2 separate regions of the Homo sapiens genome follow, and region 2 is linked to region 1. A link is an interaction called in ENCODE POLR2A ChIA-PET data of the cell type or tissue named here. Cell type or tissue: A673. All regions are shown on one strand. Each heading gives the region's core, and the rest is flanking DNA. Links, peaks and the distances in the headings are about the cores only.

Region 1 (2,898 bases), core at 266-2,765:
CCTGCCCACAGGGCAGCAGCAGAGCTGCCCCTTCTGCACCTGATTCATCTCTGGCTGGAGTCTGTGGGTTCCAGACCCCCTGGGGCCTCCACCGTCTTTTTTTTTTTTTTTTTTTTTTTGAGACAGAGTTTCGCTCTTGTTGCCCAGGCTGGAGTGCAGTGGTGCGATCTCGGCTCGCTGCAGCCTCCACCTCCTGGTTTCAAGCAATTCTCCTGCCTCAGCCTCCCAAGTAGCTGGGACTACAGGCATGCACCACCACGACCAGCTAATTTTTTTGTATTTAGTAGAGACGGGGTTTCACCATGTTGGTCAGGTTGGTCTCAAACTCCTGACCTCAGGAGATCCACCCACCTCGGCCTCCCAAAGTGCTGGGATTACAGGTGTGAGCCACCGCGCCCGGCCTCCACCTTCCTTTTCTTTCTACCAGACCCAATACTCGTGTGTCTCCCAGAAGCTGTGGCTGGGGTGGGGCCTGAGCTTCTGCCGTGTGTATCTGTGTCCCAAGCTTCTGTGGGTCTCTTTGCATTGAGGGTGCAAGCTCAGAGGTGCCTTGCTGCTTCGGGGCAGGGACCTGAGCGTCCGCTGGGTGCGTGTCTTGCGCTTCTGTAGGCCTCTGCATTGAGGGTGCGTGCCCAGAGGGGCTTTGAAGCTTTGGGTGTGGGGTGGGTGCTCTGGAAATGTGCTGGCTGGCAGGTTACCCTTCTTGGAAGGGTATGGCTGAGCCACCTTTTGGCTCCCTCTGGCCTTGAACAGCCTCTTAGGCGTTAGACACCAAGAGAATGCGTCCTTGTTAAGATTCCCAGTTGGAGCACTAGGCGAGGCTTTCGAGGGGAGCGTCCTGGACATGTTCAAGGAGAATGGTTGGAAGAGAAGGGCTCCTGGGCTCTAGCGCGGCCTGGGAAGACCCAGAGGGCAGTGTCAGCTCCCGGGTTTCTTGCTGGGCACGGAGAAGGGGAAGCTGTCTTTCTGTGTCTGCACTGGGGCTGGCTTTCTGTCTGTCGTTCCTTGTAGGTGGCACTCCATGGTTGGGCTATGGTGGGAAGTGATGCAGCCGCAGTGCTGTGGTCTGTGGGGGGTGAGTGGGGTGAGTGTGGGGGGTGAGTGGGGTGTCTGTGGGGGGTGTGGGGTGAGTGTGTGGGGTGAGTGGGGTGAGTGTGGGGGGTGAGTGGGGTGTCTGGGGGGGGTGAGTGGGGTGAGTGTGGGGGGTGAGTGGGGTGTCTGTGGGGGGTGAGTGGGGTGAGTGTGGGGTGTGAGTGGGGTGTCTGTGGGGGATGAGTGGGGTGAGTGGGGGGTGAGGGGGGTGTCTGTGGGGGGTGAGTGGGGGGTGAGTGGGGTGTGTGTTGGGGGGTGTGTGAGTGGTGTGAATGGGATGTGTGTGTGTTGGGGGTGTGTGAGTGGGGTGTGAGTGGGGTGTGTGTGTTGGGTGTGTGAGTGGGGGGTGTGTGTGTTGGGGTGTGTGTGTTGGATGTGTGTGTATGTGTTGGGGTATGTGAGTTGGTGTGTGAGTGGGGTGTGTGTGTGTTGGGGGTGTGTGTTGGTGTGTGAGTTGGGGGTGTGTGAGTGGGGTGTGTTGGGTGTGTGTGTGTTGGGTGTGTGCGTGTTGGGTGTGTGTGAGTGGTGTGTGTGTGTTGGGAGTGTGTGTGGGGTGAGTGGGATGTGTGTGTATGTTGGGGTGTGTGGGAGTGGGGTGTGTGTGTGCTTGTGTCATTCCCTTGGAGAATAATCCCTTCCAGAGCAGCCAAGGCCACCCCCAAGCCTGGAGCACATGGGATGCGGAAGGTTTGGGTAACTCCCTTTTTATGCCTAATTTGGAACTCTGTCAGAGTGGGAAAGTGGCAGTACGGATGGTGTTCCTTGAAAACATTGAAGGCAAATGAATAAACCCTTTGCCATCTGGGGCAAACAATAAACCCGCCCAAAGACAGAGGAAAAGCTAAGAATTGAGTTACTTGGGGGAATAAAATTTTGAAAAGTTTCCATGAATAATGAGGAATCTAGAAAGCCACACAAATGCTCGAGCAGGACGCACTCGAAAAAGACCTGAGAAGACCTCAGTGCAGGCTGGAAGGAAGGCTGAGTGTGGGAGGAGTGTCCCAACTCAGGGCCAGTCTACAGAGACTGAGAGAGTATTATTTTTTCTTTATTTTATTTTATTTTTTTTTGAGATGGAGTCTCACTCCTTTGCCCAGGCTGGAGTGCAGTGGCGCCATCTCAGCTCAACTGCAACCTTTGCCTCCCAGGTTCAAGTGATTGTCCTACTTCAGCCTCCGGAGTAGCTGGGACTACAGGCACCCGCCACCACGCCTGGCTAATTTTTTGTATTTTTGGTAGAGACGGGGTTTCACCATGTTGGCCAGGATGGTCTCGATCTCCTGACCTTGTGATCCACCCGCCTCGGCCTCCCAGAATGTTGGGATTACAGGCGTGAGCCACCATGCCTGGCCAGTTTTTTTTTTTCTTTTTTCTTTTCCATGTTTTGGCTGTAGGTGTTTAAGGAAATCTCTATCAAACTACTAATTGGCAACAAGCCAAAGGAACATAGACTTTATTTATTTATTTATTTATTTATTTTTTGTTTTATTTATTTATTTATTTATTTTTGAGATGGAGTTTCGCTCCTGTTGCCAAGCTAGGGTGCAATGGCGTGACCTTGGCTCACAGCAACCTCCACCTCCCGGGTTCAAGCGATTCTCCTGCCTCAGCCTCCCAGCTAGCTGGGATTACAGGCATGCACCACCATGTCTGGCTAATTTTGTATTTTTAGTAGAGACGGGGTTTCTCCATGTTGGTCAGGCTGGTCTTGAACTCCTGACTTCAGGTGCTCTGCCCACCTCAGCCTCCCAAAGTGCTGGGATTACGGGCGTGAGCCACCACGCCTGCCCTATTTTTTATTTATTT
Region 2 (2,898 bases), core at 255-2,754, 74 kb before region 1:
CCAGGCACGGTGGCTTATGCCTGTAATCCCAGCACTTTGGGAGGCTGGAGCAGGCAGATCACCTGAGGTTAGGAGTTTGAGACCAGCCTGGACAACATGGTGAAACCCCGTTTCTACTAAAAATACAAAAAAAAAAAAAAAATAGCTGGTATCTATAATCCCAGCTACTCAGGAGGCTGAGGCAGGAGAATCACTTGAACCTGGGAGGCGGAGGTTGCAGTGAGCTGAGATGGTGCCACTGCACTCCAGCCTGGGTGACAGAGTGAGACTCGGTCTCAAAAAAGAAAAAAAGAAAAGAAAAAGGAAAGCACAGTGCTTTCTTAATATGAAAAAAATTTTAAACCAAGAAATGTGCAAGATGGGCTTCACCTCATTCCAGAGGCTCACCCTGCGGCCTCCAGGAGGGGACTGGGGATGGGGGCTCTGGGGTGGGAAGGTGAGCACAGAGGCGGGGAGAGGATGCGTCTGAACCCCTCAGGCAGGAGTGTTCCATGCACCCCTCACTGCCCCCTTGGAACAGGCTGTCCAAATGCTGAGCTCCCCTAGGGCTCCAATGATAGCACATGGAGCACCTAATTCAAGCGTCCTTCACGTCCTCCACATGACCCGGGAAGCCTTTCTTTACATGTCATTTTTTTTTTTTTTTTTTTTTTTTTGAGACAGAGTCTTGCTCTGTCGCCCAGGCTGGAGTGCAGTGGCTCGATCTTGGCCCACTGCAACCTCCACCCCCTGGGTTCAAGCGATTCTCTTGCCTCAGCCTCCCATGTAGCTGGGATTACAGGTGCCCGCCACCACACCCGGCTAACTTTTGTATTTTTAGTAGAGACAGGGCTTCACCATGTTGGCCAGGCTGATCTCGAACTCCTGACCTCAAGTGATCCACCCACCTCAGCCTCCTAAAGTGCTGGGATTACAGGCATCAGCCACCATGCCCAGCCCTTCTTTACATTTCTAGTTGTCCTCTTAAGCAGCAGTCCCCAACCTTTTTGGCACCAGAGACCGGCTTCATGGAAGACAACTTTTCCACAGACCGGGTTGTGGGGGATGGTTTTGGGATGATTCAAGCACGTTACATTGATTGTACACTTTATTTCTATTATTATTACACTGTAATATGTAATGAAAGAATCATACACTGAACCATAATTCAGAATCAGTGGGAGCCCTGAGCTTGTTTTCCTGCAACTAGACGGTCCCATCTGGGGGTGATGGGAGACGGTAACAGATCATCAGGAATTAGATTCTCATAAGGAGCGTGAAACCTAGATCCCTCACTTGCACAGTTCACGATAGGGCTCATGCTCCTCTGAGAATCTACTGCTGTGCTGAGCTGACAGGAGGTGGAGCTGAGGCCGTAATGCTCACTTGCCCACCACGCCCCTCCTGCTGTGTGACCCGGGTCCTGATGGACCATGGACCAGTACCAGTATGTGGCCCAGGGGTTGGGGAACCCTGCTCTTAAGGTTCCCAATTATCAGCTCTGAGGTAGTTCAAGCAACAGAGCCCCTTGACGATGTTCAGGGAGATAGTCCCGATATCCTAAGGGGGCCAATTAGATTCTAATGGTGTTAAAACACATCTTAATTTTTATTGTAAAAATATCTACTCTCCTAAGCTTAGAACAATATTGAGAAGAAATGAAGTGGATGGTGGAAGCCCTGGGGGGTGGGCCTTCACAGTGGGGAAGGCTGTGGGTGGAGAGCCAGGGCATCGGGTAGGTGAAGGCCAGGGATGCCACTCAGCATCCTGTAGGGCCCGGTATAGCCCGCAGCAGCACAGAATGATCCCAAGGCTAAGAAACCTCTATCTAGAATGCTCTTGAATGTTCTAGAACCGAGGTTCTTTCTTTTCTTTTCTTTTCTTTTTCAAGACAGGAAAGTGCTTATCACAAAGAACCCCCGATCTCGACTGGGGAAGGGTTGGCAGTTGACTCTCTGGCCAGCACTATGTGTAGCACGCATCACTAGAGGTGTGAAGGCCCCACAGAGGCTCTGGTGTGTGGCTTTGTTTTGACCAAGGCGTGCAGGCAGTGGTCCTACGGCAGGGCTGGCCCGCGCCTCGCCTCAGTGCCCTCAGCGCCTTCTGTCTTCTGGCTGGATTCAGAGTCCCGGGGGAAAGAGACTGACCTTCTCGACTTGCCCTCAGGTTGATTACGAAGCCTCAGAGCCCTTGTTCAAGGCAGTCCTGGAGGACACGACCCTGGAGGAGGCCGTGGGGCTTCTCAGGAGGGTGGACGGCTTCTGCTGCCTGTCTGTGAAGGTCAACACGGACGGTACACATACCACTCCTCTCGTGTGCACAGCTGCCTGGCCAGACTCCATGACCCTTAAGTCCCTGGTGGTTCTTCTGCACGCCCAGCAGCCAGGGACCCCCAGAGCCAAGAGAGGATCAGCCAGGCTGTGCCCCAGGTCCCCAGGAGGCCCCCAAGCCAGCTGGAAACCTCCCACCCACTGACTCCAGTGCCAGAGCAGCTTCTGAGACTGGGAGGGTCCTTCCTTCTCTCCTACTTTAATTTTCTGCAACCTTCCTCGCAGAGGCTCGTATCTGTGGCTCATCTGTGGCTCATGTCCCCTTTTATCAGGTTATAAGAGGCTACTCCAGGACCTGGAGGCCAAAGTGGCGACCTCGGGGGACTCATTCTACATCCGGGTCAACCTGGCCATGGAGGGCAGGGCCAAAGGGGAGCTGCAGGTGCATTGCAACGAGGTCCTGCACGTCACCGACACCATGTTCCAGGGCTGCGGCTGCTGGCATGCCCACCGCGTGAACTCTTACACCATGAAGGATACTGCCGCGCACGGCACCATCCCCAACTACTCCAGGTGAGCAGCTGCCTCGAGCTCGGTGCGTCCCCAGAGAGGCCCACAGGGAAATGGCACCCAGCCTGCCTCGGCTTCC

What was found. ChIA-PET counts read pairs that join two places held together with the same protein. Peaks named below come from ENCODE experiments on the same cell type or tissue, not always from the same donor. Only the 100,000 strongest peaks of a DNase experiment are listed, where the experiment ranks them.
Region 2: POLR2A ChIA-PET joins it to region 1 with 6 read pairs; 15 of 35 experiments call an interaction of 5 or more read pairs at or near these places.

The regions. Positions count from the first base shown.
Region 1 is chr17:80,273,518-80,276,415 of GRCh38, forward strand. All of the region lies in intron 3 of RNF213 (ring finger protein 213), which reads left to right. Among named protein-coding and RNA genes, the nearest start is that of RNF213, 14 kb to the left of the region's middle. RefSeq lists an enhancer at 521-1,119. In A673, for the core only: no CTCF peak of the experiment used is centred there; no DNase peak of the experiment used is centred there; H3K27ac peaks cover 425 bases.
Region 2 is chr17:80,199,599-80,202,496 of GRCh38, forward strand. It overlaps CARD14 (caspase recruitment domain family member 14), which reads left to right. Exons shown (of 24, transcript NM_001366385.1): 17 at 2,146-2,272; 18 at 2,582-2,822. It also overlaps a transcript of SGSH not described here. Among named protein-coding and RNA genes, the nearest start is that of SGSH, 19 kb to the right of the region's middle. In A673, for the core only: no CTCF peak of the experiment used is centred there; no DNase peak of the experiment used is centred there.